Linked DNA regions of Homo sapiens: region 2 is linked to region 1. A link is an interaction called in ENCODE POLR2A ChIA-PET data of the cell type or tissue named here. Cell type or tissue: MCF 10A. All regions are shown on one strand. Each heading gives the region's core, and the rest is flanking DNA. Links, peaks and the distances in the headings are about the cores only.

What was found. Peaks named below come from ENCODE experiments on the same cell type or tissue, not always from the same donor. Only the 100,000 strongest peaks of a DNase experiment are listed, where the experiment ranks them.
Region 2: POLR2A ChIA-PET joins it to region 1 with 10 read pairs; 14 of 35 experiments call an interaction of 5 or more read pairs at or near these places.

Annotation. Positions count from the first base shown.
Region 1 is chr12:1,769,786-1,781,609 of GRCh38, reverse strand. ADIPOR2 (adiponectin receptor 2) reads right to left here. Exons shown (of 8, transcript NM_024551.3): 3 at 8,649-8,768; 4 at 3,585-3,756; 5 at 973-1,159; 6 at 534-721. Among named protein-coding and RNA genes, the nearest start is that of LRTM2, 45 kb to the left of the region's middle. RefSeq lists enhancers at 4,516-5,033, 5,034-5,552. In MCF 10A, for the core only: no CTCF peak of the experiment used is centred there; a DNase peak (open chromatin) is centred at 4,799.
Region 2 is chr12:1,654,682-1,666,505 of GRCh38, reverse strand. MIR3649 (microRNA 3649) reads left to right here and starts at 6,126; the gene lies at 6,126-6,191. RefSeq lists silencers at 4,353-4,442, 4,533-4,632. In MCF 10A, for the core only: no CTCF peak of the experiment used is centred there; DNase peaks (open chromatin) are centred at 4,455 and 6,045.

The DNA of each region.
Region 1 (11,824 bases), core at 1,691-9,690:
TAAACAGGCATTATCCTAAATATAAAAAGCCCCTTTATCCCTACATCAGAAGGGAGATATGGTGCCCACTTTAACAAAACATAATCAGCATGGGGGTGAAGCCTTAAGCAGATTATCCATTATAAAATAAAAATATAAAACAAAACAGAAAATGACAACAAAAAAAGAATCACTACAAAAAGTACACTCCACAATGAGTAAGAGAAATCATTGTTTACAAAAGTTATAGACTACCGCTTTCTGGATGGTGTTTAGCCATAAATTCAAGTAAGTAACAGTCCCAAATTATATCACCTCATACTCACCATGACCCCTCAACCCTAATGCTTTAAGACAATTAATAAACACTACTAACAACAACAACTACTACGACTACTACATAAAAAAACCCCCAACAATAGGAACTATGATTTCTTCATCTTGGCATCACAAATACACAGCATAATGTTTGGCAAATGGTAGAACTTTAATAAATAGTGAATTTAACTAGTGAATAAATGAATGTCGAATGTAGAACCTCCCCGTGCTCTTACCTGCTCTTACTCCCCGATACTGAGGGGTGGCAAACATGTCCCACTGGGAGACTATAATGGCTGCAATGCCCAGCACACAGATGACAATCAAGTAGATGAAGCAAGGTTGTGGATTACAGTAGAAAGAATAATAAAGCCAAGGAACAAAACTTCCCATAATCAGAAGAGCAATACCAGAGTAATCCAGTCTATGACAGAAAAAAAAAATCCATTTAATGCAGTAATTTAAAAACTACTGGCCACTACAGGTTCCAATTAATCCCTCATGACATAAGCCATCAACGACACCTAAGAGCCAAACTGGGTTGCTCTTTAATTTTTAAAAAAAAAAAAGTTTGCATGAGATGATATTAAGAATTCTGCCAACTCTGCTGAATGTTTTTCCCTAACGCACTACCTCTAAATCATTGGCCAAAATACGGACTTTACAGATACTTACTTAGAGAAGAGCCGAGAGACCCCCTCTGAGTGGCAGTAGACTGTGTGGAAGAGCCATGAAAAAGAAAGGCAGAGAATGGCTCCTAAGAAAAATAATCCAAAGACCACCTTCTCTTGCAGAGGGGCCACAAAGGAGATATTTGGGCGAAACATATAAAAGATCCCCAGGCACAGGAAGAATACACAACCTAGGAAAAAGAGCACAGAAAATAGATAAAATATCACCCTTTAGAAGAGACAGTATTATAACTGATTCTGTTTTCAATCCTTCTGCATTACAACAATATCTGAATCAAAAGTTCAATGAGAAAAATCTTCCAAATAACTGAAGCCTATCCAAAATTGTGGTTTACTTCCAACATTGTTGGTATCAGAAATACTTCAGCTTCATAAACTGAATATACAGAATATAAAAACTTATCTAAGGGCATAATCTAAAAAGAAATCAGACACTGCTGCTACTTCTTAGAAGATATAATGAAGCCACTTCTACCTCTAGATGTAGAATAGTTTCATTTATACAGTTTTTGGCACATACCTCATAGTCCAGCTTTCAAAGGTCCATTGTGCTTTTGCTTTTGTTTTTACAATGAATTCCAATACCCCTAAACCCTGCCAAGAAATACAGCTTTCCTCTACCAATAGCTGTCAGGGAGTGTCATGCTGTTTCTCTGGCCCTCATCAGCTGGTTCAGGAGATTCAAGAGTTAAGGACAAAATGCCTACTCAGGCCATTTCCTAACCAATTCTTACACTGTTCTACACAGAAAGATGCCATGTTCCTATTGCTTAGGGAGGGGCCACCTAACACAAGGCAGGCACAGAAATTTCAACTTCAACGTTTGCTAAGTAATTGTTTTATCATTTTAATTAAAAATTACCCTTGAATTAGAAGTCAGCAACAAACTTGATTTGACCCTCTACTCTCCTCTCACTATACTAGCAGGCAGGAACTTAGAGGCACCATGGAAATCAAATGTGTGATAAGAAATGCAAATCAAATGGAGTAAGGCCAGAAACTAGTATATTCACAAGGTTGTACAACCATCACCACTAACTAATTCCAAAATATTTTCATCACCCCAAACAGAAGTACTGTATCTGCTGTCATCCCCCATTCCCCACTCCTTACAGCCCTAAACAACCACTAATCTACTGTCTTTATGGATTTTCCTGTTCTGGACATTTCATGCATGTAGAATCAAACGACATGTGACCTTCTGTGTCTGGCTTCTTTCACTTAGCAAATGTTTTCAAGGCTCACCCATGCTGTGGCATGTATCAGTGCTTCATCCCTTTTTGCAGCTAAATAATACTCCAGTGTATGAATACACCATATTTTGTTTCTCCATTACCAGTCGATAGACATCTGGGTTGCTTCTACTTTTTAGCTATTATGAATAATGTTGCTGCAAACTTCTGTGTTCATGTTTTTATGTGAACATGTTTTCAGTCATCTTGGGTAATATACTAGGAGTTGATTTCTGGTAACTCTATGTAACTTTTTGAGGAACTGCCAGACTTTTCCATGGGGACTGCCCCATTTCACATTCCTACTGGCAACGTATGAAAGTTCCAATTTCCCCACATCCTTGCCAAGACTTGTTATTTTTCATTTTCTTGATTATAGCCATCTTAGTGGGTGTGAAGTGTTGAGATTTCTCACTGCATTTCTCAAAGCATTTGATTTGCGTTTTCCTAAATGCCTAACGAAGACAAACATCTTTTCATGTGCTTATTGGCCATTTTAGATCTTCTCTGGAAGAACATCTATTCAGATGTTTTACCCATTTTTAAAATCGGTTGTCTTTATTGTTGAGTTGTAGGAGTTATTTATTAGATCCTTACCAACTAGCTGATTTGTAAATATTCTCTTCTCTATGGGTTGTCTTTTCACTTTCTTGATAATGCACTTTGATATACCAACGTTTTTAATTTTGATGAAGTCCAATTTATCTATTTTTTCTTTGGTGGCAATTCTCAGAAACAGTCACCTAATCCAAACTTACAAGGATTTATATATGTTTTCTCCTAAGGATTTTATAGTTTTTGCTCTTATGTTTGGGTCTTTGATCCATTTTGGGTTCACTTTTGCATATGTGAGTTCGGGATCATTCTTTTACATATGGCTCAGTTATCCCAGCACCATTTGTTGGAAAGACTATTCTTTCCTCTACAGTATTCTTTCTTTAATATACAATCATTATGGAGAAAAAATTACAGTCCATATTCTACTTCAGGCCAAACTGAAAATTAGCAGTGCATATAAGTAATGCATTTTAAAAGATCAGATTACTTCTATTAAATAATACTTTCTTCTCAGTGGTCACTACAATATGAAACCACATTTTGTATAGCAACTTTTACTTGGCCTGGTTTGAGGACAAGATCTGAAAATCTAGTAGAAAGAAATATAACTTAAGTTATAACAAAATCATAGTGCAAACCAGGATAAACTACGAGTAAACCAGTCAGAAAATTCATCATTAGAAATTCAGAAAACAAAATGGCAAATCCAAATACATTTCTGAAGTTCTGTGCTTACCCTCAAATACATGAAAATAAAAAGGAAGAAAGTGAATCACCAGCTCATTACATCACTGACATTACATACCTAAGAGATGTGTCCAAATGTTGCCTGTTTCTGTGTGTATTCTGAAAATGCTCTTAAAACAGGCCCGGAAAGAAGGCATAGGAGGCCGGTGTCCATGCAAGAGGAAGTCATTATCCTTGAGCCAGTCTGGTAGTACATCATGAGGGATCACTCGCCACCGACCTTCCCATACCTGGCAGAGAGGTATTATCAAACATCTTTGTGATTTTAGTTGTCAATTTACCAACACTGACCCCTAACAACTGTGTCTTATCACACTGTTTTATAATGGGAAAAACAATTCATTTTTAAAAAGGCAAACATCTCAAAATGTATAATGTCTTATATTCTGAGTTCTTTAAAGACTGATGAAAAATATATTTTTGCCGGGCATGGTGGCTAAGGCTTTAATCCCAGCACTCTGGGAGGCCAAGGTGGGTGGATCACCTGAGGTCAGGAGCTCGAACCCCATCTCTACTAAAAATACAAAAAATTAGCCGGGTGTGGTGGCACATGCCTGTAATCCCACCTACTCGGGAGGCTGAGGCAGGAGAATTGCTTGAACCCGGGAGGCGGAGGTTGTGGTGAGCTGAGATGACGCCATTGCACTCCAGCCTGGGCAACAAGAGCAAAACTCTGCCTCAAAAAAAAAAAAAAAAAAAAAGAAAGAAAAAATATACTTTTAAGTGGGGGCCTTAGGAAAAGGAAAGAGTAAACAAATTTATAGGAAATGCCCTAAAAGAGTGGTTTCAAACTTTGTTTCAACCTGGCTAATGGTGGGATGAAGGTTCCAAAGTCTCACTCATACTGACCTCCTTCATCCTACCTATATAACAGACTTTACCTCTGATAAATCCCTGTGGTGTTAATATGAACATTTTTATATTTAATATTCCTATTGGTAAAAACAGAATTACATAGAATCATACTTTTGTGCCTTTTGCTAAAATCTCTCCCTCCATCTTACTCTTTCTTCTCTTCCCACTATGCAAATATGATGAGGCAGAAAAGAAAGAGCACAGGAGTCAGAAAATTGTGGACCCCTGGCATTAACTAGCTATATGAGATTTAATTAATTAAAAAACCTCCAACCTGCAGCTCCTTCATTTGTAAAATAGCGCTTCAGTTACTTCATAGGGAAATCATGAAGATCAAACAAAATGACACAAAGCATTTCATGAATTAGTTAGTAATCCCTGGCATCTACTCAAAGCCAGTACATGACTATCCCCAGGGGCTATCTCCTGTCAGACAGTTAGTGACTAATCCATCTTCCTTCTCATGCTGCAGAGAGATGGTAAAGAAGCTCAGCCCTAACCACCCTTTCAGTCCCTCAGAGCCCTTTCCTCCCGTTTCCTCATGGTCCCTCCCGCATCAGATTCTAGAGGAAAAGGGATCAGGAATCCGATATCCCCTCTGTAGGAAGTCTGTCAACCTCTGCACTCTGCTTCTTTTAATGTCTCATAGCCCCGAGAGCTCACACCACAAGGATCACTTAATCTTGACTAACTTGCTTCTGCTAGACAGAAAGATGTAAGGAAAAATGGCAGGCACATGGTTTATCTTCCAGCTAATGTGGGCTCAGCAGTTCTTCCAGTCTATTACCCTATAAAGCAAGAATCCAGGCTGCAAATCAGCAAGATTCACCTTCAGACAATGACCTCCACCCTACCCACTACAGGGTCTTGTGACAATATGGGTAAGCCATGGAAACTTGGCTCTCTCTCTACTCTATGGAAAGACTGCCACTTACTCACCAGCTACTGTGCCCATTCCTTTTGCTCCACAACCTGTTTCTTGTTCTCTGCTCTCTTACTTCCTTACAGATATTTGTAAAAGAACTAATCCTCTGTGTAACATCTCCACATCCAAAGGAAGTGAGGACTAACAATTTAAGAACAGATGTGTCCCTCTTAACACTCTAACCAAACTAGCCCCCTGCCTCTTCCCTACTCTTCCTGCCCCCAGCCATACAAAACCTCTCCTCCCTCACTTTCCAACTCAAAACGTGGGGTCTGTGGTTACTGGTGCTAATGTGGCCATTCTATGCTTGCTTCTAACATACAATAAAATAAAATAATGCCAAAAGACTAATCTATATTTTTAACATCTGCTGCTAATAGTACTACCACTTACAAAAGTAGCTGTATGAGATCTTCCACAGGACTTTATGGAGAGAAAGAGAAAGGGGATCAGGGATCCAGTATCCCTTCTGTTGGAACTGCTGGAAGTCTGTCAACCTCTGCAGTCTGCTTCTTTTAGTGTCAGAGAGAGACCAAGATACTGAATTTTTTGCATCAAATTTGAATTTGGGAAAAGACCACTATTGTTGAGATTAACCTTACAGAATGTTGCTATTACCTTACTTTGGGGGAATTTTATTTTCTGAGAGGGAGAGGAAGACAGAAATCAACCCTTACATCTTCAAGGCAATTCACAATGTGCACACAGCTCTGCTGTATCCAAACTGCTACTCTGCTACCCCACACAGACAAAAGAGTCATATGTTCCTTTTTTACATTCAAAAAGAATATGTGAGTTTCTTATTGGTTATATATGCATATAATTTCAGAGTGATTTTCCCTGGTATTTCTAAACAAATGTTCTAGTGGTCTAAATACTGAGACAAGGAGCTATACTTTCTTAATTACACTGCAATTAGTGACACATTCAACAGACACTGCACCCTCATTCTCAACCTGGAGTCATATACAGTCAGCCAAATTCCAACACAAATAGGTATCCTCTTTTACCCCCTAGAATAAAAAAATAAGATCACGGCTTAGCCAAAGACATATTTATTTATAAGCTTGACAAAGACACTGCCTACCTTCAAATATCTTAGTAATAATCCACTGGGTATGTGGATATATTAGACCATAAAATGCACAAAAACATTTCTTAAAAAAACAGCTGGACGCAGTGGCTCACGCCTGTAATCCCAGCACTATGGGAGGCCGAGGCGGGCAGATCACGAGGTCAGGAGATGGAGACCATCCTGGCCAACATGGTGAAACCCCATCTCTACTAAAAATACAAAAATTAGCCGGGCATGGTGGCACATGCCTGTAATCCCAGCACTATGGGAGGCCGAGGCGGGCAGATCACGAGGTCAGGAGATGGAGACCATCCTGGCCAACATGGTGAAACCCCATCTCTACTAAAAATACAAAAATTAGCCGGGCATGGTGGCACATGCCTGTAATCCCAGCTACTTGGGAGGCTGAGGCAGGAGAATCACTTGAACCCGGGAGTTGGAGGTTGCAGTGAGCCAAGATCGTGCCACTGCACTCCAGCCTAGCGACAGAGCGAGACTCAACAATAAATAAATTTCAAAAACAAATAAACTCCCCATAGCATACATCCTATTCCCACATGGACCTGGTTATGCTGGTAAATAGCAAACACTGAAGTCTAGGGGAAAAAAGAGTGACCAAGATCAAACGTGGAAACTCTAAAGACTAAATTATCCACAGCACATTTCATATTAAACTGTCTCTGTTTACTTGCTTCCAGTCCAAGAAATAGAATCCCTGTGCCACTAGACACGGCTGGTTTTCAAGTGTGGTCAGTTGCACTGCCATGGCAGGGTTGAGCCACACCAGACAACACTGTGTAACAGGATGCCTCTTCATTCTGCTGTCATCAACAAACTGCTAAGGGATATTTACAACACTCCTTTTCCTTCAGAAGATCATAGTTTGTAGCAAACAAATGTCCTGCCCTATTTATTCTCTGATTTGCTGTTAAATTTAGAGTTTTATTTGTTTTATTCTTTGTTCTCTGTTCAGAAAGGGAGAGGACAAAAAGGCAGTTAAGTCAGCTACCGTACCCCGCTGATCTCTAAATATTAAAATCCCCTAATGGCCCAGATACTAAATTTGCCAACTTTGAGAGATTTCTTCACACCAAATTTGCATTTTAAAAACAAAATAATCTTTTGTATCCCTTTGTGCTAATTCTCCTGAGACAGTGATCACTAGAATGAATCTATTGTTCTGTTCAGTTGTTTCTTCACTCATTTTCAAACTGGCTAAAATTTTCTATTACAGACCCATAAATGTTTAAACTCCCCCTGAAAACCCACTGGACCCTTAGTCTTGGAAAGGATGTCTATGTTCAGATCACAATGTTCTCTTTTCATACCCTGGTCCAAAGTAATAGCATTCTAAGTCCACTGATCCCAATTATTTCCAGCATTATTGTGAATGTAAGAAAACCTATATTTAGTCTCCTGGATCTAAGACCATGTACATAAAAAGTTTTGGTTTCATAAAAGCCATGAAAAGCTAAGTGTCACAAAAATTTCTCTCTAAATAATAAAGAGTTCTCCAGAAATGTTTAATAAATCAATTTACATACACATACGTATACACACAGACTGATCGACTTACATTAATTAGATTCTACCTGCCAGGGCCCTTATTGATCTGATTGATCAAGTACCTACAAGTTTACCAGTGTGTCTATTTTCTCTAAGCAGGCAAACTCAATTCTAATTACTATTTTAGAAAAAAAAAAAAAAAAAAAGAATCCCATAATAGGTCCTAGGGAATCAAGACAATGGACTGGAAGAAAAACCTTAAGAGACAGAATGTATACCAGCTGAACTGAAAATACCAGATGTACATGGAAACTGGAAAATCTCTCTCAAGAGTAGCCTGATTACTCACAGAATCCCTAGAAAGAACAGTACATTTGCCATTGCAGTCACTCAGCAGAACAGATTTAAGGGACCTGCGGAGGGCATTTTCATATCTCCAGGCGTCAACCACTTCTGACTATGTTTCATTCTGTTTGTCTAAACCACCAATAAGACATTTACTCTGTTAACCTACATTAGGAAATGTTTGTTTCCCAGCTGGATATCCTAGTTTTATCAGAGCTTTATCATGGCTACTACAAGCCAACAAATGTATTCTGTCTTCAACAGGATTAGAGTCCCAAGACCACTTCTGTCCCCATCTTGCCACAGATCTTCCCCAAAGCAAACCAAAGGCTATAGTACTACCACTCTCTTTAAAGGTTTCTGTTTTGGAAGGGCTAAATATATAGCATGACAATGACAAGAAACTGCACTCTTACCTTACAAACAAATTCTTCCATTTTTTCCATAGCATGATGGGCTTGTAAGAGAGGGGACATGCCCATAAAGCCCTCATCTTCCTGAGGAGCTTCATCACTGTATTCATGTTCCTCAGAGCTCTGCAAGGCAATCACAGAAACAGTCAAGGACAGAGACTGGGAGCCAAATGACACAATCAATACATTTCCCTTGTGGAATTATAATGAAATTCTTAAGGTCAAAACAAGGCCTTAGACAAGAATCAACAATATAGTAAGTCAGTTTATTATAGAATTATTAGTATTAAAAATGAACACTAGTACTCAATTCTTCTCTGACAGATGAATTAACTGTCTACTATAGCAGCATCTCTGTTTCAGTAGCAAATTCCTGGCTTTACTGGTTTGTTTTTTAAAAATTATGTCATAGACCCCATAATAATATTACATAAAGTTGAGAAATTACTAAGGGGAAAACCTCCAAGACTCGCACCTGGGACACATAAAATAACTAACTGTGATACACAATGTGGTAAGTACTCTAGTGGCAGAGAAAGAAAGGGGAGAAAAACATTTAATAAATTTTTTAAATATATCCAACACAGAGGAAAAGGCTTTATATATAGGTCATCTAACTTAATCCTAACAACCACCTTATTAAGTAAGTATTCTCATTCCCATTTAACATATAAGAGCATTAGGCAAAGAAGTTAAGTAAGTTGTCCAAGGTTAAAGCTGAAGTGGAAAAGTCAAACTCCAAAACCCACTGCCTTTCCACATTCTGGAGAAAATGACTGATTTGTCTAGAGAAATGGAAAAAGAAGTGACAATCTGGTATGGTCTAAAGAGATAAATTACTAAAATTAAAATTTCTGCCTCCAGACCAAGGTTCATACTGGTTTAGATAAAATGATATTGTGAGAAGAAGGGCAGTAGACTGCAAGTCAGGAGACCAAAGTGGTGAGGCCAGCTCCACCACTAACATCAATGGATCTTCACTGCAGGTCCATTTTCTCCCTATGTATCAATGGAGGAGTTTAAACAATCTCTACAGTCTTCTACATCTCTAAAAAAATTCTATAATTCTTTAACTCAATGAATAAGACAGCACAAGAGAACCATAATTCCGTATGTAACCAAGAGTCTGTTTAGATAAACAGTACTGCTAACATGACTGCACAAAGAAATGAATAAATCCTCTACCTCTAATCAAAAAACTACTTGGTAAGAATGAACACAGAGGCAATGGGTAATCTACTACAACACTTTAAATTTGATCTTGTTTAAAAGGAAATTCTGAGATTTTAATTTTCCTATTCTTCAGTTTATAAGACACTAACTAGAGGCTATGATGCGGCATGTGAGACATGTTATACACCCAGTCTGATTTTATAAAAACACATAATCTCCAAGAAAACCATCTTGAATAAAATAACCTCTCCATCTTTGTTTACCTAAAACTTACCATCTATCCTTCAATGACTAACCTTCATAGTTCCTATTTAAAACCCTTCTTTAACTATCCTAAACTCGTGTTCCTCAACCTTTCATTACTGCTACCCACAAGCCCCGGGACCTTTTTTTTTTTTTAGTTTGAGACAGCGTTTTTCTTTGAGACCCCAGGGTCTTGCTCTGTCACCCAGGCTCCTGGAGTACAGTGGTGCGATCATGGCTCACTGCAGCCTCAACCTCCTGGCCTCAAGCAATCCTCCACCTAAGCCTCCTGAATAGCTGGGGCTACAGGTGTACACCACTGTGCGCACGTGTGTGTGCATGCGTGCACTACAGGTATGCACCACTGTGTCTGTTGTGTGCACATGCGTGTGTGTAGAGACGAGGTCTGTGTTGCTCAGGCTGGTCCTGAACTCCTGGCCTCAAGCAATCCTCCTGCCTCAGCTTCCAGTGTGTTGGGATTACAGGTATGAGCCACTGCACCCGGCCCTGGGACATTTTAGATTGCTTTCCTCATCCCCATGAATTTTAATAACACAGATATACTATCTATGTACTGTGGCCCTATGGGGGGTTCCAAACCATAGTAGTATTTAATAGTTTTTCATCCCCTACCCCACCAAGAACCAATTTTCATTAGAGACTGCATAACCTATCTAATCCACAGCAATTGCTTCTTCTGACTTCTGTTTCTTCTGACTACTTCTTCTGACTTCTTTAGCACTTAAGTCTGTGCCTCTCATTTGACAGTAATATCTGATTACAGCTCTTTTACTGACTAATACTGTTTTATTTAACGTTTAATAGAATTTTACATTTTTAGCGTATCATTTCCTAAACTAGATTTTTAAGTGTCTGTCTTCTTCCCCATGGCTTCTGGAACATACTTACATGATGGCTAAATTAATAAATGCTCTAGGAGACTTTCAACAATAAGTTAATGAGGGCTGTGCCTAATTAAACACGAAATTAAAATGACAAAATTCCATTAAAATTATATAAAACCTGAAAACGGGCAATAGCTTGAAATGATTATAGCAGACCGATTTTAAAATATAAAATTATGTTATATAAAATAGCTCAGATATTTGCACATATTCAACATGTATTTGATTCTCCAAAGAAACAGAAACAAAGAGTCTTTATTCTCATACAAATTACTGTCAGCCATTTCAAAACTACAGATATGTACATAAAACACAATATGGCTAATGTATACTACCATTAAGTAAACATGATGAAACTGCACTCCGAATCAATGTGACTCAGTAAGTAATCAGTGAGATTACTCACAATCAGTAATTCTGATTATCAGGCTAAGTGCAACTGGTTACATATAAGACTACTGATAGCGGCCAAGACAGGAGGATGGCTTGAGCCCAGGAGCTCGAGACCAGCCTGGGCAACATGGTAAAACCCCATCTCTACAAAAAATATAAAAATTAGCCAGGAGTGGTGTTGCGTGCCTGTCTGCAGTCCCAGCTACTCAAGAGGCTGAGGGGGAGGACTCCTTGAGCCCCAGGAGGTCGAGGTTGCAATGAGCTGTGATCTTGCCATTGCATTCCAGCCTGGGCAACAGAGCTACACCCTGTCTCAAAAAAAAAAAAAAATTACTTTAGTAAAGATAAATATTTCCATCCATCCCAATATATCAGCAAGATTCAGAATCTTTATAAAAGAATTATTTCCGGCCAGGCACAGTGTCGCACATCTGTAATCCCAGCACTTTGGGAGGCCAACGTGGG
Region 2 (11,824 bases), core at 2,579-10,578, 120 kb after region 1:
TCATATACATACATATATACATCTGTGAACAATATATAGCATCATTTTGCACAATAATCATTTTTAATATCCCTTCCCCCTACTGGCAGGCATTCAGGTTCTTTTAGACTTTGCTCCTCAAATAATGCCGCAGGAAATTTCTTGTGCCGATATCTTTGTGCACATGCGTGAGTGTATCTGTAGGATAATTTTGTAGAGGCGGGCTTACTGGATCAAAAGATATGTGCATTTGATAGTTTCAAAGAAAGGGCACCAATTTTTACTTCCACCAATAATGCATGGAACACCTATTTCTTCACATCTTCTTTCACATACAAATTTATCAAAATTTTTAATTTTTATTCATCTAATACATAAAAAATACCTCTTATACTTTGAATTTATGTATTGGAAACCATGTATTGGTAATGTATTAGAAATATAATAGAATTATTTCTTTTATTATAAGTGAGGGTAAGCACCTTCTCATGTGTTTGAAAGCCAGGCAGGCCGGGGGTGGTGGCTCATGCCTGTAATCCCAGCACTTTGGGAGGCCGAGGTGGGTGGATCATCTGAGGTCGGGAGTTCGAGACCAGCCTGACCAACATGGAGAAACCCCGTCTCTACTAAAAATACAAGATTAGCCAGGCGTCGTGGCACATGTCTGTAATCCCAGCTACTTGGGAGGCTGAGGCAGGAGAATCACTTGAACCTGGGAGGCGGAGGTTGCAGTGAGCTGAGATCATGCCATTGCACTCCAGCCTGGGCAACAAGAGCAAAAACTCTGTCTCGAAAAAAAAAAAAGAAAGCCAGATATATTTCTTCTTCTGCGGTTTTTTAAGGTCTTTTGCCCATTTTTCTTTGGGGCTGATTATCTTATTCACTCTTAAGTGTACTTTGCATGTGAAGAAAATTAACTGTCATATGTGTTGCAAATATTTTCCCAGTTAATTACTTATGACTCAGCTATTTTTGCCACATGGAAATTTTTAATTTTTATGAAGTCAATTTTATCAATACTAATGTTTTTAAGTGGTGATACATTTACTGTTTTCTTCTAATTTTCTTCATTTCTCCCCTACTTCCCATTTCTAACTCAAATCATACCTCAGATTCCTGGGTCTAGGGTGAGATCAACAGCTGGAAGCCACCACAGAGTTAATCCAGGTGAACCCTGGAGGTTCAACATAACCCCGAAGGCTCCAGGGGCCCTTGACTTAACTTTGCCCTACTGTATATTTATAGGGTATCCTAAATCTGCCCTAACCACTGACACTTCCTGGAGTTCTTTCAGTCTGAAGAAACTTCTGGTTCCAATTTGGTCTCCTTAAAGACCTCTGCCCCAGGCAGGTCTGCATCCTTGGAGGCACCATGGCAGGGCTGGCACAGGGAAGCTGGGACCTTAGTGACCTACTGCTGCTTTTTCATTCTTTTCACTCCCTGTGGAGCCGGGTTTCTTACTGGCAGAGAAGGGAAAGGGAGAAAACAAGAATGCACTCATGCTGTCGGCCTGGACTTGGAGATTATCAGTGTGGACTCATGCATTCCAATACACAAAGATGGAGAGAGAGGTACAGGTGTAAAAGTGTGTGTAATATTTTGAATCTACTTTTGTGTGTTCTTAATTTTTATTATTTCATTCATTTATTTTTGAAACAGGGTCTTGCTCCGTTACCCAGACTGGAGTACGGTGGTGAGATCATAGCTCACTGCAGCCTCGACCTCCCGGGCTCAAGTGATCCTCCCACCTCAGCCTCCTGAGTAGCTGAGACCACAGGTGCGCACCACCACGCCCAGCTAATTTTTCTATGTTTTTTAGAGACACGTTTACACCATGTTGCCCAGGCTGGTCTCAAATTCCTGGGCTCAAGCGATCCTCCTGCCTCAGCCTCCCAAAGTGCTAGGATTACAGGCAAGAGCCACTGCGCCCGGCCTTGTGTGTCTTTAAATGTTTTTTGTTGTTGCTGTTTGTTTGTTTTTTGAGACAGAGTCTCCCACTGTCACCCAGGCTGGAGTGCAATGGCATGGTCTCGACTCACTGCAAACTCCGCCTCCCGGGTCAAGAGATTCTCCTGCCTCAGCCTCCCAAGTAGCTGGGATTACAGGTGCCCACCACCACGCCTGGATAATTTTTGTATTTTTAGTAGAGATGGGGTTTCACCATGTTGACCAGCCTGGTCTCGAACTGCTGACCTCGTGACCCACCTGCCTTGGCCTCCGGAAGTGCTGGGATTACAGGCGTGAGCCACTGTGCCCAGCCTTTAAATGTTTTACATGTACATCCTTGTCATCGTTTTCATTTAATTACTCTCCTCTAGTTTGTAAGGGCAGGGCCATAGTGGGCCAGTCCCAAGGCCATGGTGGGCCAGTCCCAGCCATTCTTTCCCCTTCTCTCTACCCGAACACAAATGTCTGCACAGAACACCATCATTCAGCCATTGGGGATTAAAAATTAAGATCGAGGAAAAAGCAAAAGAAAACAAGATCATTATTTGTCATTGAGGACTGGGTGGGCATTCCCTCATTCTTCTTGCCTTCCATGGTCCATCTCAGCAGCTTGACATTCTGCACCTTCTATTAGCTCGTGGCCCGGCTGCATCCTCCCTACAGACGTTTTACCCCTAAGCAGCCTCCTTCCTTCCTTCCTCCCTTCCTTTCCCCCTTCCTTCCCTCCTGTTTTCCTCCTTCCTTCCTTCCCTCCTTCCCTCCTGTTTTCCTCCTTCCCTCCTTTCCCTCCTTCCCTCCTGTTTTCCTCCTTCCTTCCTTCCCTCCTTCCCTCCATCCTTCCTTTCTTCCTTCCTTCCCTTCCTCCTTTCTTCCTTTTTTATCTTTCTCCTTTCCTTTCTTCCTCCTTTAATTCCCTCCTTCCTTCCTTCATCAAATGTTTGCTGCACTGCTAACAGAGTCCATGCTGTGCTTGGTGCGGACAATTCTGTAGCGAACAGTGCGACAGATAACTGGTGCTGCCTTCAGCAAGCCTACAATCTAGCAGGCAGCCTGCAGTGAATCGGCCACTACATAACTCAGCACCCTCTTCCAGAGGCCATCTCTCTCTCCAGTGGCCCCAACTGTAGCCGCTCTCGAGCCTCCGCCATCAAACTGTGTCCTTAAGAAAATCATTGTTTTCTCCCCACCAGAGGAGAGAGCCGCTAAGTGCTCTGACCCCCTTGCTTCCAGCACGTTCATACGAATTGGGATTTGGTGGCCTCACACGCATAGGCTCACGATCCTCACAGGGGACAGGGAAGACGCCACGATCTGCATTTTACCGACAGGAGGCGCAGGAACTTGCCGGAGATCGCAGAGCAGGTTCGTGCCCAGGTGGTGGGAAGCGACTCTCAGGCTGGGAGAGACACTGAAGGCCGCCCCGTCCAGCCAGTTGTTTTCCCCGGGGCTCCTGCTTCTGGACGGCCTTCCCAGACAGGAGGGCAGGCTGGGGCGGCCCTGCCTCCCAAGGGCCGCGCTGAGTGCCCAGTGCACCCCTTCACTCCGCACTCTGCCCCAGCGGACCCCCGGCTGCCTCATGTTCGCGGGCAGGTGCGCTGCGGGGCGGGGCACGGAAGAGCGGGCAGCCCCTCCCGGTTAGAGGCCCTCCTCCCGGCCAGGGCCTGGGCGATGCGCGATAAGAAAGGCAGGGTCCCCGTCCTTGCAGCTGGTGGGTGAGGGGCTAACCGAGCTTCAGGAAGCGCTGCTTGTGCCCTGAGGGAATCTCGCGGAGGGCGAGCGGAGCACACACCGAGTCCTCTCTCCCGACAGCGGACCTCTCAGGAGGGAGGCGGGAAGTGAGGAGGGGGAGGCGGGAAGTGAGGAGGGGGAGGCGGGAAGTGGGGAGGGGGAGGCGGGAAGTGAGGAGGGGGAGGCGGGAAGTGAGGAGGGGGAGGCGGGAAGTGAGGAGGGGGAGGCGGGAAGTGGGGAGGAGGAGGCGGGAAGTGAGGGGGAGGCGGGAAGTGGGGAGGGGGAGGCGGGAAGTGAGGGGGGAGGCGGGAAGTGGGGAGGGGGAGGCGGGAAGTGGGGAGGGGGAGGCGGGAAGTGGGGAGGGGGAGGCGGGAAGTGAGGAGGGGGAGGCGGGAAGTGAGGAGGGGGAGGCGGGAAGTGGGGAGGGGGAGGCGGGAAGTGGGGAGGGGGAGGCGGGAAGTGAGGGGGGAGGCGGGAAGTGGGGAGGGGGAGGCGGGAAGTGAGGGGGGAGGCGGGAAGTGGGGAGGGGGAGGCGAAGGGGCGGCGGAACCTCCGGAGGCGCAGCTCAGGCAGAGCAGGCCGCGGCCACAGAGGGCTGGGGCTGGGGGCGACAGGAAGTCCGGGAGGGGAGAGGAAGACAGCGGTGGGGCCGCGAGGCCGGGAATCAGGAATCTGGGCAGGGGCAAATTGGCCCAAGTCTGCAGTGTTCTTTAGCCAGCTCTGCAGTGGGAGAAAACAGGAGAGGGCTGGACAGCGGGCGGTGCAGCGGGGGAAGGGCGAGAGGATGCACGTGTGACTCGCTCTGCGCCCGCGGAGGTGCCCGTCCGCTGGCATGGCCCGCGGGGTGGGGAGTCGCTGCATACGGCCCCTGAAGGCAGCTCCCGGCGAGGGAGGCGGAGCCATTTCCCGAGGGCGGAGCTGCGGCCCCGCCCCCCGCCTCCCGCCGCCTCCCGCCTCCCCCCGCCCCCCGCCCCCCGCCGCCTCCCGCCTCCTCCCTGCCCCGCTCCGAGTCCGCCGCGAGGCCTTCGAGGGGAGAGGGAACTCGAGGCTGCTGCTGGGGCGGGGTTGGGGTGACTGGCAGTGGGAGAGCCAGGCAGGGGAGGGGCGAAGAGGAAGTCAGGGAGGGCACATAGCTCCGGGAGGGCCGTGCTGAGGCGGAGGGCGCAGCAAGGGTGGGGGTCGCAGTGGGCTGCAGGGGGATCGCTGAGCACGGAGGCTTCAGGTCCCGAAGGAGCGGTGGCGCGGTGACAGGGGCCCGGGCGCGGCTCAGCTCGCTGGCGGATGAGGGGCTGGGAGGAAGACGTCCATGCGCCCCGAACCTCAGTGCTTTGCAGAAGGGCCCCAGGGTGGGCGGAGGACAGGGACCAAAATGCAGAGAGGATGGTCCGGCTGGAGAGACGGGTGGGCGGAGGACAGGGACCAAAATGCAGAGAGGATGGTCCGGCTGGAGAGACGGGTGGGCGGAGGACAGGGACCAAAATGCAGAGAGGATGGTCCGGCTGGAGAGACGGGTGGGCGGAGGACAGGGACCAAAATGCAGAGAGGATGGTCCGGCTGGAGAGACGGGTGGGCGGAGGACAGGGACCAAAATGCAGAGAGGATGGTCCGGCTGGAGAGACGGGTGGGCGGAGGACAGGGACCAAAATGCAGAGAGGATGGTCCGGCTGGAGAGACGGGTGGGCGGAGGACAGGGACCAAAATGCAGAGAGGATGGTCCGGCTGGAGAGACGGGTGGGCGGAGGACAGGGACCAAAATGCAGAGAGGATGGTCCGGCTGGAGAGACGGGTGGGCGGAGGGCTGCAACAGTGGGGTGTGAAGACCCTGAGAGCAGCACCTCCCGCCCGCATGGGGCTGCCAGGAGGCGAAGAGCCTTTACCCAGAGGGTTTTCAACTGAATGACACTGTCAAAGAAAAGCCAGGATCCACTAAGGCAAGAAGTATTAAAAGTATTTTAGGGAAAGTCATTTAAAGCTCTATAACATTGTATTTTCATGGAATCTTCTAGATTCTTCCCCTAGAATCAGAGTTAGATTTTCCATTAAGTGAATGAAGCTCAAGTTTCAGGGCCTCTCCCTCGCCTTCTAAGGCCCTGTTCATAATTCCGTATTTGTAATTATTTAAACTGCCCCACCCTGATTATATAACTTTTAGGTCCCACAAAAGCTTAGCCAGTCTCTGCCTTAGAACTCCACGAGTTGGGAGGATGAACGAACTTCCACGTTTTGATTTCCAAACAATTTCCCTACCCTTGCATTGTTAAAAGATAAACAGGAATAAGTGTTCTGGCTGTGAGTGAATTTTTTTTCTTAACATGTTTTGGCCTGGATACTATCTGAAGGTGTTACCCAAGCAGTGGGGTGACTTTGCTGACGACACAGTTACTCAATACTCCCCAGCTCAGGGTGAAGGTTAGGTGGCACGTTGGCGGGACATGTGACTCACATGCGCAGGTGTGTTCCTTGGGAGGAAGGCTTGGAACAGGCACCTGTGTGTGCCCAAGTGTTTCTAGCAAACACAGGGACCTGAGTGTCTAAGCACAGGCCCACTTTACAGGGGTCTCCTGAGAACTCCTCCCCCTCCTGAGAACTGTGCCTTCCCAGCCAGAAGTCACTCATACAGAATGTTCCCAACTTATGAATGGGCATTGTTCTCAGAAAGAGAATTTGTAAGTCAGTTGTTTAGAACGGGAAGGCATCTCCCCAGATAAACAAGTGTATGTGTGATCTTTGTTATTCAGGAAAGCCTAAAAGAACATCTTGTGTCCCAGAAATCAAGGACTGTACAATGGGAACAGAAAACTCCAGCTGGTGGAATCATGTGGCCCTCAGAAAATGCCTTCCAACTTCTAGCCTGAGATCCTGGGAATCTTCTCCACTGTCACAGACCTTCTGTGAGAAGGGGGGACGCTTCCCAGCTCCACGTCCCTGATGTGGCTGCCATGTCCTGGGGCAGAGGCCAGTGAGGAGAAGCAGCTGGGTGTAGGCGGCCAGGCCCTGGGGGCTAGAGGGGGCAGAGTCCATTCCCAGAGCTCCTTTCAGAGTCCGCTCCCTGTCCATGTCCTCTGAGGGCCCAGGGGTGGGCCTCCTTGCCTTTGCCTTCTTGAAGTTTCCTTGGCCGGGAGCAGTGGCTCACGCCTGTAATCCCAGCACTTTGGGAGGCCGAGGCTGGTGGATCACTTGAGGTCAGGAGATAAGGACCAGCCTGGCCAGCATGGTGAAACCTCGTCTCTACTAAAAAAAAATACAAAAATTAGCCGGGTGTGGTGGCGCGTGCCTGTAATTCCAGCTACTCAGGAAGCTGAGGCAGGAAAATCGCTTGAGCCTGGGAGGCAGAGGTTGCCGTGAGCTGAGATCACGCCACTGCACTCCAGCCTGGGTGACAGAGTGAGACCCTGTCTCAAAAAAAAAAAAAAAAAAAAGTTTCCTAAGTCTTTGATTCTTAGGACAAAGTGGTAAACAGACTGGGGATTTAAAAAAAAAAAAAAAAGACTCCCATGTGATGGCGGGGTGGAAGGTGGAATGCTCACTTTTCAGGTACTGGCCTTCTCAGGAAAGACCAAGACCAACATAGAGAAGGATGGTGGATTTCTGGGTATACAAAAGACCAAACAAATCCAGATCATCAAGGTTAGACCCCTTGCATTTGTGGTTGGCTTCAGTTGAGATGATTCCCAAGAGCTTACATAATAAACTTTACTTTTTTAAAAAGCATATTTTCATTGATCTTGCCATGATATAAGCAAGCTATATCTTATACACTTATCTATATCTATGTAAGATATACCATTACCCTTTTCTTTTTTAATACAGGGTCTTGCTCTGTCACCCAGTCTGGAGTACAGTGGCTCGATCCTAGCTCACTGCAACCTCAAACTTCTGGGCCCAAGTAATCCTGCTACCTCAGCCTCCCAAAGTGCTGGGATTACAGGCATGAGCCACCATGCCCAGCCTCAATATTTTAAAAGTTTATATTTTACAAAAGGCTTTCACATCCATATGATTTAATTTGAGGTAGAGAGAGTATTATTTCTGTTTTATTGCTGAGGAAACTGCCTGAATCACTTAACTAGTTGGTTGGGAAGCCAGGTCCTCTGTACTGAATCTTGTGCCCTTGCTGTTTTTAGAGGCTGATTAATCCCTGAAAGGGAGATGGGACACACAGAACCCTCTAGCTGAAATGAATCTCCAGAGAATGTCTGGTTTTCTCCCTGGCTCTAGACTCTACTAAATTCTAAAAACATCTAAATGCTCTTCTTTTCTTAAACTTCTCTGGGGAATGAAATCTATCCTCTCAGTTACCTGTCCCAGCAACAAATAGCCACTCTGTTTAGAAATCCATGCTGTAAGGCTGGGCGCGGTGGCTCATGCCTATAGTCCCAACAATTTGGGAGGCCAAGGCGGGCGGATCACCTAAGGTCAGGAGTTTGAGACCAGCCTGGCCAACGTGGCAAAACCCCATCTCTACTAAAAATACAAAAATTAGCCAGGCGTGGTGGCATGCGCCTGTAGTCCCAGCTACTAGGGAGGCCGAGGCAGGAGAATCGCTTGAGCCCAGGAGGTGGAGGTTGCAGTGAGCCGAGATCTCACAACTGCACTCCAGCCTGGGCAACGAGCAAGACTGTATCTCAAAAAAAAAAGAAAAAAAAAAAGGAAAAAAGAAAGCCATGCTGTATTTCTATCTTTGGTCTTTTTTGTTACAAAAAAGAAAAAAAGTTTGTTTAGCAGAGAAAGTGTTTTTGACTACTTTGTTGGAAACAAGCAATAAGGGGCTTGGAAGACAAAGAACTAGCCTGTGGTTACTGGGTCAGTTCACAACAGTCCACAGCAGAACTGAAATAATAACAAAGGCAAAAATGGGAACATATACATTTTCCAGAGCAATTTCTCACTTCCTATGGCAGCTAAACTTTGCAAAAACCCTGAGCTGGCACCGGGAACTGAGGAGCAAATAAAGCCTGGAAGCCTGATCCTTCTTCCTCAGAGGCTTTTGAACAATTTGACAGCAGAGCCAGGGCTGCAATTCTGGTTTCTTGACCCTGGGATTGAAAAAACCACATCTCTGACCTGGCACCTGGCATGGTGGTTTATGCCTGTAATCCCAGGACTTTGGGCTGCCAAGGCAGGAAGATTGCTTGAGCCCAGGAGTTTGAGGCCAGCCTAGACAACACAGTGAGACCCCAGTCTCTACAAAAAATTAAAAAAAAAAAAAAATAGCTGGTCATGGTAGGGCACACTGGTGGTCTGAGCTACTTGGGAGGCTGAGGCAGGAGGAATACTTGAGTTCAGGAATTCAAGACCAGCCTGGGCAATAGAGTGAGACCCTGTCTCTACAAAAAAATGAACAAAATTATCTGGGCATGCTGGCGTGCACCTGTAGTCCTAGCTATTGAGGAGGCTGAGATGGGAGGATCTCTTGAGCCCAAGAGGTCAAATCTCCAGTGAGCTATGATTGAGCTACTGCACTCCAGCCTGGGTGACAGTGAGACTCTGTCTGAAAATAAAGAAATAAATAAAGCAAGCCAAATTTCTCTGCCCATCAAAGAGTCAAATTGACTTTACAGATTAGCAGAGTTTTCACTGTGAGTTCTTAATTCAGCATGCAGCCCAGGTTCCCAAGTTCAGGACTGCTGAAGACAGCCCCTGGGGACTTTCTCAAGAGAGAAGGAGAAGCCCCAGCTGGATTCCGGGCCGGTCCTAGGGCACAGCCAGCAGCCTGTGTGCAACTGTGTGGTTGCCGGCTGTTCCCTGCTCGGGCCTGCATGGGAGCCAGCGACATTCAGTGGCTTCGTTCGAGATACGATCTTTCAGGTCTGTCCAGATTTGTGAGCTGCATGATCTCGTGCGGTCTGATTGCGAGGCTGTTTGGATGCACGTAGCCTCTTGTGCATCTCTCCAAAGTTGCAGAACCAGGTCACAGATGCAGACCAAGCTTAGGGCTTGGGTTTGCCTCACAGAACATTCCCTTCCTCATCTGACTGTCTAATGCTGGTCCAACTGACCACACCGGAGGTTAGAAACAGATCCGGGAAATTAAGTTCACACATTTTATCATGTGGGAGGATTTAAGGATGGACTCTGATTTTAGTCTTTTGCAAGATGCTAATCCAGGATAGTTTACCATTCCTCCATTCCTTCCTTTTCCCAGGTCCAATCTTTTTTTTTTTTTTTTTTTTTTTTTAAGAAATAGAGTCTCGGGCCAGGCGCGGTGGCTCACGCCTGCAATCCCAGCACTTTGGGAGGCCAAGGTGGGCTGATCACGAGGTCAGCAGTTTGCGAGCAGCCTGGCCAATATGGTGAAACCCCATCTCTACTAAAAACACAAAAAAATTAGCTGGGTGTGGTGGCGCGTGTCTGTAATCCCAGCTACTCGGGAGGCTGAGGCAGGAGAATTGCTTGAACCAAGAAGGCAGATGTTGCAGTGAGCCAAGATCGCACCACTGCCAATGGAGAGAGACTCTGTCTCAAAAGAAAAAGAAATGGAGTCTCACTATATTGTCCAGGCTGGAGTGCAGAATGCAGTAGTTATTCACAGGCACGATCGTATCACACCACAACCCCAAAGCAATCCTCTCTCTCACCTCAGCCACCAGAGTAGCTAGGACTACAAGTGTGTGCCACCACACTCACTCCAGGTCCAATGTTGAGTGGGTAGATACTGATGCTTTACTCTGAATCCCCATCCTTAGACCTCTAACAGCCTGAGGCCCTGGCTACATTTCCTCTAAACCCAGCTCTGTCTGCAAATGGCCATGCCACTGCATGGAAGGCTTGGTGTAGTCAAATGTAATCACATATCAACAATCCCCTATTATAGCTGCTAAGCAGAATCACCCAAGGCATCTTTTTAAAACACAGAGTCAATCCCAGACCCCACCCCAAATTGACTCAATCAGAATCTCAAGGCCTGGGCCCTAGGAATCTGATGTTTTTTCAATAGAGACAAGGTCTTACTATGTTGCCCAGGCTGGCCTCAAACCCCTGAACTCAAATGATTCTCCTGCCTCAGCCTCCCAAAGTGCTAGAATTCTAGGCGTGAGTCACGGTGGCTGGCAGACTCTGAATTTTTAAATCTCCCCAGATGATTTGATTTAGCCAGATGAAGGGATGGAACCAGTGCCTAGAATGCATGAGCTCCCTCCTTACCAGCACCACAAAAGGGGAAAAAACCCACCTCTGTCCCCACTGCCACACATTAGGTAGCACTTGAGACTCCTCAGACCGAGGTAGCCAGGTGCAGCCCAAGCTCTGCGCCACACCCAGTCACCCTCCCTCTCCCATAACATATGAACACCTCCTCCCATCACCTGGGCTCATTTTTCTCTGAGCAGGTAGAGACTGTGGGGCCATGAGGAGTCCCAAGAGCTGCTCATTCCACCTCTCTCATCTAAGACCCACATCCCTCCACTCCCCTGCTCTGAACCCAGAAGCCCCAGGCGGGAGCTGAGTCACAGAAAGACAGGAGTCACTGCTCCTTCCCTTGCCTCCTCGGTGGGTACACCAGGAAGCGAGCACTGCATTCTCCTATGGAATCCCAATACCTGCTTCTGCTTCCTACCTTCTGTCCCAGCAGAGCCTCTGGTAGAGTCCCCTGTTCCAGCACGACATGCAGTTTCAGTGCTGTGCCTGGTGGGACTGCATCGCCAGCATGTCACAGGGCCAGGGCCACACTGAGTTTAGGGATGGGGCCTTTGAGAAGCTGAAAACATGTCACTTAATTCAAATATATTTACGGTTGTCTCCTTGTGATAGGAATTATGCATTTGTGATGGAGTTGAGTCCTGGCACAGAGATCAAGAGGCCGGAAGAGCAGATTGGAAAAGGGAGTTCAGAAGCTTAGTCCATGGTCCTGTCCGCTCAAGATCAGACATGCTTGGAGCTCTGCTGAATTTTAATCTTCACTCTTATTCAAAACCATTGACTCCTAACGCCTGGGAAAGCCAGTGGAGAGAGGGCTTCCCTCTGAGTAAATTCGAGGGAAGCATGTGGTAGAGAATACCCATGGCTGTCTTGTAAAATGAAGCCCCCAGGCACCAGCTCTAAATTCCCTACCGAATGTGACTTACTCATCTAGTTCCATCGTCCAAGGCCCCAGTTTTCTCTTTGCTTCAATATGTACATCAATATACTATCTTCAACTTTTGTAGCATTTTCTATGCTGTTTAGCCCTGTA